Linked DNA regions of Homo sapiens: region 1 is linked to region 2. A link is a contact called in ENCODE Hi-C data. All regions are on one chromosome and are shown on one strand. The core of a region is the stretch at or near the end of the contact, and the rest is flanking DNA. Distances in the headings are between cores, read along the strand shown.

Region 1 (4,951 bases), core at 2,272-4,771, 560 kb after region 2:
TACTTGTGAGCCTGAAATAGCTCCATGCCAAATGACCTGGACAAAGCATCCTGGAGCCAGATACTAATATTTCAGGAGGTGCTAACATGCACTGTTTCTTTTCGTGAATGAAGGGCAGCATTCAGTAGTGAAATGATGGGGTTTCCATCCCATCTTCCTTTCTTCCTTTCCAGGTCAGAGCAGTGTTGGATTACTCAGGTATCCCTGGTCTGCATTCCCACCCCCATGCCTCAGTACTGAGTCCCTTGTGTTTTTGGGCGTGGTTGACAGCCACTTTGTGCAGGTGGGGCAGAAACAGCCTGCAGACCTGGAGGTGTCAGGTGTGCACATCTACCCACTGCTTTTCTGTCTTGTTGCTGAAGGGCTGGGCAGTGGAGGACAGTGGGGACAACTGGGGCACAGACTATGAGACGACAGCTTCCTCTGCAGGCCGACGACAGCAGGTCACTGCCCCAGGGAATCTGTGTCACTGCCTACACCATGAGTGCATAGGTTGCGCTCTCCTGAGGCAAGGCCTGACAGCTTTCATAATTGAGAGTCCACATACCTGGCGGGCATCCAGGCTGGAGGCCAGGCAAGCTTCTCCCATCCTTAAACATGGCCTGAAACCGTGCAAGAGAAGATGGAAACAGGCACCTGCTCCAGAGACAGCTTTATGGGTGGGCTCATTTGCAGGAGTTGGGGGCGGGGGTGACCCTGTAGGAAAGCAATCTTCTTAAGACTTCCCGTAGCCCAGTCATGAGTTGTCTGCAGACTGATTGCTCCACCTTCCTTCCTTTTTTTTTTTTTTTTTTTTTTTTTTTGAGACAGTCTTGCTCTGTCACCCAGGCTGGAGTGCAGTGGTGTGATCTCGGCTCACTGCAACCGCTGCCTCCCGGGTTCAAGGATTCTCCTCCCTCAGCCTCCTGAGTAGCTGGGACTACAGCATGCACCACTACACCAGGCTAATTTTTGTATTTTTTGTAGAGACGGGATTTCAAGTTGGCCAGGCTGGTCTCAAACTCCTGACCTCAAATGATCTGCCCGCCTTGGCCTCCCAAAGTGCAGGGATTAGAGGCATGAGCCACTGCGCCCGGCCCATCTTCCTTCTAATTATTAAAAAAAAAAAAAAAAAAAAAAAAAAAGGAAGGCAAGCGGTGGGGAACAGGGAAGCTTGGGGTTTTATAAGGAGAATGTGTTGCTGGCTTTTCAGATCTTAAAAACACTTAATCCCTGCAATTTAGATAAATCAGATAGGCATTACCAGGTTAGGGTTAAGGCTCCCAGAATGGCTTTGCAATTGATTACAAACACAGCACTTATTAAGTCTTAACTGAGTAATTTGCAGCTTATTTCACCCCCAGCTAATTAAAATGTAATCAGGATTGTCTAGCAATGTGCATTCTGTCAGCAGTTTTTCTTCCAAAGAGAAATCATGCCAAGGAGACCACAAGAAAAGCCTTTCACGGGAACTGGCTTCATCTAAGCTGGTGCTTTAGCCACTGAAACTGTAAAACAAATAAATTACAGCACTGACAATTCAAGAAAAAGAAAAAAAAAAGGTACTCTTTCTCCCTGGGAATAGGCTGCTCCGTTTTGTTTTGTTTTCTGTTGTTTCAAACAATAGTGTGGCATCTTAGGAGAGTGACTTTCAGGGTAGGACTCGGAGGGCTGGAAACCAGGTGCCTGGGGATCGGCCCTCTCCTGGCTCTGTCCAGGATGTCTGGGTAATTTCACCACAGGAGGTGAGCACTGGGTCTTCCATTCCCTGAAGACGCAGAAGGACTACAGAGCGTGCCCATTTCTCTGACACCCACGAGACGCTGCTTCTACGACTTAGAACAAACTCAACTGCACACTCGCGAACGCGCCAGCTTCACCAGCCGGTTCAAGATCATCCCCGAGGGTAAGGGGAATCACTTCCACATTCCACCCTTATTAATATGGCCTCCTCTGGCAGCTTAATTCCCAGGGCCTCTAGGGGGACCCCCCCCCCCACCCCTTGACCCAGCTCTGGCAGGAGGGGCGCCCAGTTTAAGAGCCAAGGGTTTGGCTTCCAGTTCCCGCCCAGCCAGGGGAACCCCTCCCCCCAGCCCCCATTTCTCCTTTTGGTCCCTCCAGAGTTTCCCTGAAGCGAGAAATTGGGAACTTGGAACAGGTGGGCACCTAGGGATAGAGGCGAGAAGAAGAAGGAGAGAAGGATGAGAGAAGAGAAAAATAAGCGGAGGATTTCAGAGCTCGCACGCTCGACAGGGCTGGTACAGGCAGCAGCTGCACTCGCTCGCGCTGAGTCCGGAACCTGCTCTCGTGCGCCCACCCGCACCCGGAGCCTCGCGCAAGTCCCGCGGGGGTCCGCGCCACAGGGCAGAGTCCCGGCAACCCGCTGGAGCCAAGCGCGCGGCTCCCGGAGCCTCCCACACAAGCGCGCGCGCACACACACATACTCCCCACCCTCAGGCTGAAAGAACCTACGTTCGGGGTTTGGGGGACGGTTCCCCCGGGACTCGTTGAGGAGTATCCGAATACGGCCCCGCCAAATCCCCTGTCCCCGGCACTTCTTCCCTGACGCTCTACGCTAGTCCAGGGCAAGACCTTGAATCTTTGGGGTTCCGAATTGAGGCGCGCACAGCCACTCGCACCCCCAACACGCGCATACACGCACCCTGGAACACGACTTGGCACAAGTACCCTGGCTGGGGCTCCAAGGGTGGGCAGCGAGCTCTGAGCCCTCAGAGAGTGAAAACCATCTTTCAAAAGAGACAAAGTGTCGGCCCGCGGGCACCTGCGGGGCTGGGGCTCGAGGTGAGGTCCCCAGGCGCAGCCGGACGCGCCTCCCAGACTCCCTCCCAGTGCCCCGGAGCGCCTGGGACTTTGCGGGAGTCGCCGCCCGCCCGGAGTCTCGCGCACTCCAATTCCCGGGAAACCGCCACATCCACACACCCACTCCCAGCATCCACGACTCTCCCTCCCCAGGGAAATCGCCTTTGGTTTCCTGCTGGGAAGGAGGGAGTTGGGGCAAGATGTCTCGGGCTTCTTTTTCTTTTCAGGAGCCGGGAAGAGGCTGGAAAGGAGAGTTCCAGCACCCCGACTGTAAGATCCACGCCCAGGGGAAGCCAGGATCAGCCGGCGGCGCTGGCCGAGAACTTTGCGAGCCCAGGCTGGGAGGCGCGCGCCCCGGTGCGCCCACGCCGCGGCCGCAGCCCCAGAAAGAACCCGGGCGGGGGCCTCCCCGTACCTGGAAGTGCTGGAAGAAGGCGGAGATGCGAGTGATCTGCAGGCTCAGGCACCTGGAGGCGCAGCGAGCGCGCTGGACGCTCCCGGCAGACAGCGACTCGTCCAGCCGCCGCGCAGCAGCCGCGCCGGGGCCGGCCGCCAGGCAGCCGCTGGAGGCCGCCAGCCAGAGGCAGAGGGTCAGGACCGCGCCGGGCACCCCGGGCACCATGGCTGCGGGTCGAGGGCGAGGGCGAGGGCGCCGGGCGCGGGCCGAGGCTCCCTGCTCCGCGCCGGGGCTGCACTGCTGAGGACCAGGCAGACGCCGCGACTGAGCCGGAAAGTTCAATCCTTCAACTCCGGCCGGACCCTCCTCGCCGACCTCCCTCCCAGCTCGCCCTCGAGGGGTGGGGTGAGGGGGACAGGAGGCCGCACCATTGGCTGGAAGGCGTGTGAGTGACAGGGGGGCCGGGCGCAGGGCCCATGGGCCGGTCTCGTCAGCTGCGAGCCCGGGCGCTCCGGGGGAGGGCGACGCCGAGCGGCTTTCCACGCCGCGCAGGTCTCGAGGGGCCCAGCTCCCACGCAGGCGCCTCTCCCGTTCGCACCAACCGCTTCCTGCCCCTCCCACCTTCCCCCTCCGTCCAGGTAAACGTCGGTGTGAGCAGGTCCAGGCCTGCCAGGAGGGGTGCTCCCTTCAGCAGGAGGGAAGAGGCCTCAGGACCCCCAGGGGCGTCCCACCTGCCTGGGGATTGACCCCGCGCCCCTAAGTGGCTTGCTTTCTCCCCGACCTCCCCTGGGTCCAGGCTTTTCCCACGCTTTCACATATTCGAATTTCCTTTGCCCAGGTAGTGGAAAGAAGTGAAGAAAACAAATGGCAGTAAGACAGACGGGGAGGGGAGCGTGGACATTTGCCCTACAGTGTCCCGGAGACAAATTCCTCCTTCTCTCCCTCTTGCATTTCTTCCGTCCTTCCCGCATCCCTCCCTCCCTCCCTCCCGCACTGTTTTCCCTGGAGACAGTCTCAGTGCATAGCTAACCACCTTTAGGTCCACACGCCTTGTTTCCTCAGGTGTCTGTTTTTCTAGTAAGCCTTGCACGCCCCAAAGTGAGTGATTTATTCTAAATAGACTTGCGTCTTAATCTCTTTCTTTCCCCACGATTTGCCCGAGCCTCTTGACTCAGGCTTTTTAGCTTTGGAATGGCTGCTCCGTCCTCTCCTGTCGTTTTTGTCTAGTGTTCTCTCAGCACACAAATTCTCCCTCCCCAGCCAGGATCCTGCCACAGAAAGACAGGAGGCATTGATAAGACACAACTTGTAACAAAGCTCTACACTCCCCTGAGCCCCATCAGGAAGTGACAGTCCCCTTGCAGGTAGGAGAGCCCAGAGAAAAAAGACCCAGGCACACTCCTATTCGAATGGACAACAACTGACTGCTGTTCCTTTGCTCTGACATCTCCACCCTCTCCTACCCAATTGCACTTTCACCTTCGAAAACGGGATCTCTATAAGCACCCAGCTAAGCACAGTCAGGGTATCTAGATGCACTCGCTCTACTCAAAGCTACATCAGAAGGCTGGAATCCTCTTTGCACAAAGCCTATATAGTTGTTTTGCAATTTCCCACCCTTTTCCCTATTCTTATACACAGGTTCCACTCTGCAATTTTGAGATCTGCCTGTTAACAAATTGCAATGACAGCCATCTGCAGCTATCCTATTATGAGTGCTTTTCAAATACATCATCTTACATGTGTATTTCTTCA
Region 2 (5,155 bases), core at 1,088-3,587:
CATGAAGAAACAAACCGTGTAAGAAGCGGAGTCATCCTGTGAAGGGGAAATTTGTCTCCAGTGTTCAGCCATGACGCAATCCTTATCCTCCTGTCTGGCTAACTGTGACCTGTCCCTGTGACCTTAACCCCACGGGACCCCACTTCCCTCCCTCCCCACACACCACCTATTCCTTCCTTCTTTCCTTTCTCCCTCCCCACACACCACCTCTTCCTCCCTCCCTCCCCACACACCTCCTCTTCCTCCCTCCCTCCCTCCCCACACACCTCCTCTTCCCCCCTCCCTCCCTCCCCACACACCACCTCTTCCTCCCTCCCTCCCTCCCCACACACCACCTCTTCCTCCCTCCCTCCCTCCCCACACACCACCTCTTCCTCCCTCCCTCCCTCCCCACACACCACCTCTTCCTCCCTCCCTCCCTCCCCACACACCACCTCTTCCTCCCTCCCTCCCTCCCCACACACCACCTCTTCCTCCCTCCCTCCCTCCCCACACACCACCTCTTCCTCCCTCCCTCCCTCCCCACACACCACCTCTTCCTCCCTCCCTCCCCACACACCACCTCTTCCTCCCTCCCTCCCTCCCCACACACCACCTCTTCCTCCCTCCCTCCCTCCCCACACACCACCTCTTCCTCCCTCCCTCCCTCCCCACACACCACCTCTTCCTCCCTCCCTCCCCACACACCACCTCTTCCTCCCTCCCTCCCTCCCCACACACCACCTCTTCCTCCCTCCCTCCCCACACACCACCTCTTCCTCCCTCCCTCCCTCCCCACACACCACCTCTTCCTCCCTCCCTCCCTCCCTCCCCACACACCACCTCTTCCTCCCTCCCTCCCTCCCCACACACCACCTCTTCCTCCCTCCCTCCCTCCCCACACACCACCTCTTCCTCCCTCCCTCCCTCCCTCCCCACACACCACCTCTTCCTCCCTCCCTCCCTCACCACACACCACCTCTTCCCCCCTCCCTCCCTCCCTCCCCACCATCAGAGAACACGGAGTCACTCAGATCAATTTGCAACACATTCATTTTATTATCTTCAGAATGGCAAGCACCCCGCTGGTGAGATCTCTGAGGTCTGGCGGCTGGGCCTGAACTTAGTCGGTGCTCTCGGAGACAGGGGAAAAGCTGGCCATCCACACAGTCAGTGGTTCTTCCACCTCGCTCTCCTGACTCAGTGGTTCTTCCACCTCGCTCTCCTGACTCAGGGGGTCGTGCTGGGTCCCCTCGCTCACTGGCTCCTCCGGCGGCAGCTCGTGCTGAGGGAGCTCCTGGCTGGGCTGGTCGCTGGGGCCGGGTGCCGCTGGCGCGCTCTCCGCCTCAGGTGCCGTCACGGCCGCCATCTTTGTCGCAGCCCCTTTCTTCCCGCGTCTCCCTCTACGAACTGCTTTTCCCTTCTTGGCCACCTTGGTAGTCTGGAAGGACAACAGGGAGATCACAGAAGGGCTCTGGTTTAGGGACGAGGATGGAGGAGGCTGGGAACAGGGACGTGTCCTCAGAAGCGGTGGGGGCCGGGTTGGGGGGTTCTGCCAAGTGACGACAGGAGAGGCTTCTTGTGAGGAAGGAGGCGAGGGGAAGACGAGGAGGAGCTTGGGAGGGTCACTCACCTTCTTCTTCGGGTCACTGGGGCTCGGCTGAGAGGAGGACTTCCTCTTTCCTGCCTCCGTGGCCTTGGCCGGAGGTCCCGAGGCTCTCGGCTTTGGACTCATCTTCCGCAGCTCAACGTCTCGCAACGGTCGACTAACTCCAGGCTGCCTGGCCTCCCTGTATATACCCCTCTCGCGATCCCAGGACGAGACAATCACGCCCCTGAGCTGTGATTGGTCAACACTCCACTACCCAGCCAATGGTAGCCCTGGGCGGGAAGGAAGGCCTTATACGTCACAAAGCACCATCAGGACATGGCGGATGAAGTCGGGGGCGGGGGGGGGGGGTGACATCTAATGAGGAAGGCAGGGTGCTCTAATTGGAGAAAGGGAGATTTGGGTTAGCACCCCTAAAGATAGTTCCCAAACTGACATGTCACCCCTCCTAAACTCCCCATGTTCAATTTTGGCAGATCACGTGGCACGGGAGGATATTTCCGCCACATGTTTCCCCCGGACCTCCCATTCAGTGGTACATTCTGTTCCTCCACACCTGCCATCATTACCCAGTTTCTGTATGACCTATCTAAAATCCCTCCATGCTAACTGGGATGGATGGAGGGCTATACGAAGACGTCAATCATCCCTCTCTCCTACAAATTCCTCTGCTACACCTTGAGGATCATTCACTTCTTGGATGCCATGAAACAACTTTTCCATCTCACATACTTCTCCCAGCATCCACATAGTGCCTCACAATTTTTCATTCTCATGGTTTAAAGCACTGGCTTCCAGAGGTCAAGATCAGCAAACACACTCGCTCAGCTGGGTATCGGTATCAGGCTGGGTTTCGGTATCAGGCTGGGTTCCTCAGAGAAGGAGAAACTAAACCAACAGGATATTGTGTGTGTGTGTGTGTGTGTGTAATATTATATATCATAAATATATATTTACTATCATGTAGTATTTATGAATTATATATATGATACAGTTTATTCTAAGTAATTGGCTCACACATTGACTCAATGTGGGGGTCTAGGAAGCTGAAATATATAGGGCAAGTGAGCAGGCTGGAAACTAAAAGCTTCTGCACAGCCAACAGTCAACAAAATGAAAAGGCAGGCTATGGTTTGGGAGAAGCTATTTGCGAACCATGTATCTAATAATGAGTTAATATCCAAAATATATAAAGAACTCACACAGCTCAATAGCAAATAAATAAATAGTCTGGTTAACAAATAGGCAAAGGACTTGAATAGGCATTTCTAGAAGGAAAACACACAACTGGCCAACAGGTATATGAAAATGTGCTCAACATCGTTAATAATCAGAGAATGCAAATGAAAACCACAATGAACTATCACCTCACTGTTACACGCTGTTGACAGACGTGTAATTGGTACAGCCGTTATAAAAAACAGTGTAATGGTTCCTTGGAAAATCAAAATAGATCTACCATGTGACCCAGCAGTTCATCTGTTAAGTATGTACCACCCCCCAAAAATGAAGTCCACATCTCATATAGATATCTCCAGTACTAACTAATTGTAACTCATTAATTACACAGGAAATTAGAGTTTCTATTTGAAAAGAATGTTTTTTTCACCATTCTGGTATCAAATATTTATTCTAGTCATCTCTTCTTATTTCTTGCTTTGTAATAACCTAGGTACTCACTACCCATTGACAGAACCAACTTATTATTCCAACAAGAAATGAGAAATACTGAGGAGAATGCAATGTGATACTTCTGTCTTCAACCAGTTATTCCAGTTTTATGGAGGATTCTGTATTTAACTCTTACTCAGGTAACTCTAGTTACCAAATCCATAGTACCTAGTCAACAATCCTAAAAAAGTAAGAATACAGAATTGACTCGAATGGTTACTAAACTTTCTATGTTCAACCAGTTTTCCTAGTAATTGCTAGTTGTTTGTTCAACTAGTACTGAGAAGAATTTGTTTATTCCAGGTACTGGCTTCATGTAGTTATCTCTAGTTAATTACTCACTTGGATAAAGTAGATATCTACTATATTAGGTAATATTTCTAACATGAGGTTGGAATTTTGCATTGAGGAAAATGGTTATTGAACTCCCTGGCATAGGCCAGTTATCTTCAGCTTCCTGCAATCAATTACCTGGTCTGGCTAATTCTAGCTATCTTTAGGTTGCTAATTACATGTTTACCACCAGATGTCTGTGGTAATTTATTATTCCAACAAAAAATAGTAGAATGATTAGGAAGGATTTTGCTTTTTCCAGGCATCACATAGATATTCAAATTATCTCCTGTTATCCTTTGGACCTTTTTTTCCTGGGTAGCACTCAGCACCTATCCTTATAAGTTCTTATACCAACTAAAATGAATAATTGAGACTTGCAAAGAACACGATTTTCAGGATCAGGTTCACTTAGTATTGCAATGACTGTTAGCTCTTTCTATGTAACGTGTTTTATGGGAAAGCCCAGTTAAGTAGAACTCATATATTAACTCAACACCAACAAAATTTTATCTGACCTGACTAGATTCCCTATGTTCTACATTCCACTGAACTATTGTTGTTGTCTCTATTTTACTACTTACTTAGGTATATGACTCATCTGTAGTAGTAATTCATTATTCCAACAATAACTCAGCAGTAAGTGGTGAGAAGAACGTGATTTTATTTTTAAAATTTATTTTTACTGAGGTAAAATATACACATGTAATGCACCCTCTTTACCACTTGTAAGTGTGCAGTTCAGTGGTAATATTTATATTCTTGTATTTATATTCTTTTATTTCCCCTTCATCCCCCGCTTCCCCTTCTGGCCTCTGGTAACCATCACTATAGTCACCATCTTCATGAGAACCACTTTTTTAGCTCCCATATATGAGTGAAAACATGCAATCTTTGTTTTTCTGTGCCTGGCTTATTTCCTTTAACATAATATCCAGTCATTCTTTTTATGCCTGGATAATATTCCATTGTGTACATATGCCACATTTGCCTAATCCATTCATCCGTCGATGGGCACTTAGGCTAAATCCATATTTTGGCTATCGTGACTTGCAATACACATGAGTATGCAGATATATCTCTTTGATGTACAGATAAATTTATTTATCTATCTATCCATCTCTCTCTCTCTCTCTCTCTTTCCCCAGCAGTGGAATACTTGGATCATATACTAGTTCTATTTTTAGGATTTTGAGGAACCCCATACTGTTCTCCATAGGGGCTGTAGTAAATTACATTCCCACCAACAGTGTACACAGGTTCCCCTTTCTCCACCTCCTTGCTAGCATCTGTTCATGCCTGTCTTTTGATAAAAGCCATTTTAACTGGGGTGAGATGATATTGCATTGTTTTGATTTGTATTTCTCTGATGATTCATAATAAGCATATTTTCATATGCCTGCTGGTCATTTTTGTGTCTTCTTTTGAGAAATATCTATTCAGATTATTTGTCCATTTTTAAGTCAGATTGTTTGTTATTAAATTTTTTGAGCTCCTTATGTATTCTGATTATGAATCCCTTATCAGATGGATACTTTGCAAATATTTTCTGCCATTCTGTGG

What was found. Hi-C counts contacts between places; a loop is a spot of excess contacts on that map. Pooled maps may share reads with other maps.
Region 1: a loop to region 2 is called in a map of heart right ventricle, with 6 times the contacts of the local background. The contact joins the promoter of ANOS1 here to the promoter of VCX2 in region 2. A Hi-C loop is called at or near these places in 20 of 168 maps with a recorded cell type or tissue (MCF 10A, PC-3, PC-9 and 13 more), 1 of 37 single-sample maps with no recorded cell type and 23 of 50 pooled maps.

The regions. Positions count from the first base shown.
Region 1 is chrX:8,728,616-8,733,566 of GRCh38, forward strand. ANOS1 (anosmin 1) reads right to left here and starts at 3,522. Exons shown (of 14, transcript NM_000216.4): 1 at 3,215-3,522. The coding sequence starts at 3,421. RefSeq lists an enhancer at 1-428.
Region 2 is chrX:8,168,930-8,174,084 of GRCh38, forward strand. VCX2 (variable charge X-linked 2) reads right to left here and starts at 2,338. Exons shown (of 3, transcript NM_016378.3): 1 at 2,178-2,338; 2 at 1,613-1,860; 3 at 1,015-1,420. The coding sequence starts at 1,714. The coding sequence ends at 1,103. The region is part of intron 1 of LOC107985675 (a long non-coding RNA gene); the gene reads left to right. It overlaps LOC107985676 (a long non-coding RNA gene), which reads left to right and starts at 2,891. Exons shown (of 3, transcript XR_001755791.3): 1 at 2,891-3,399.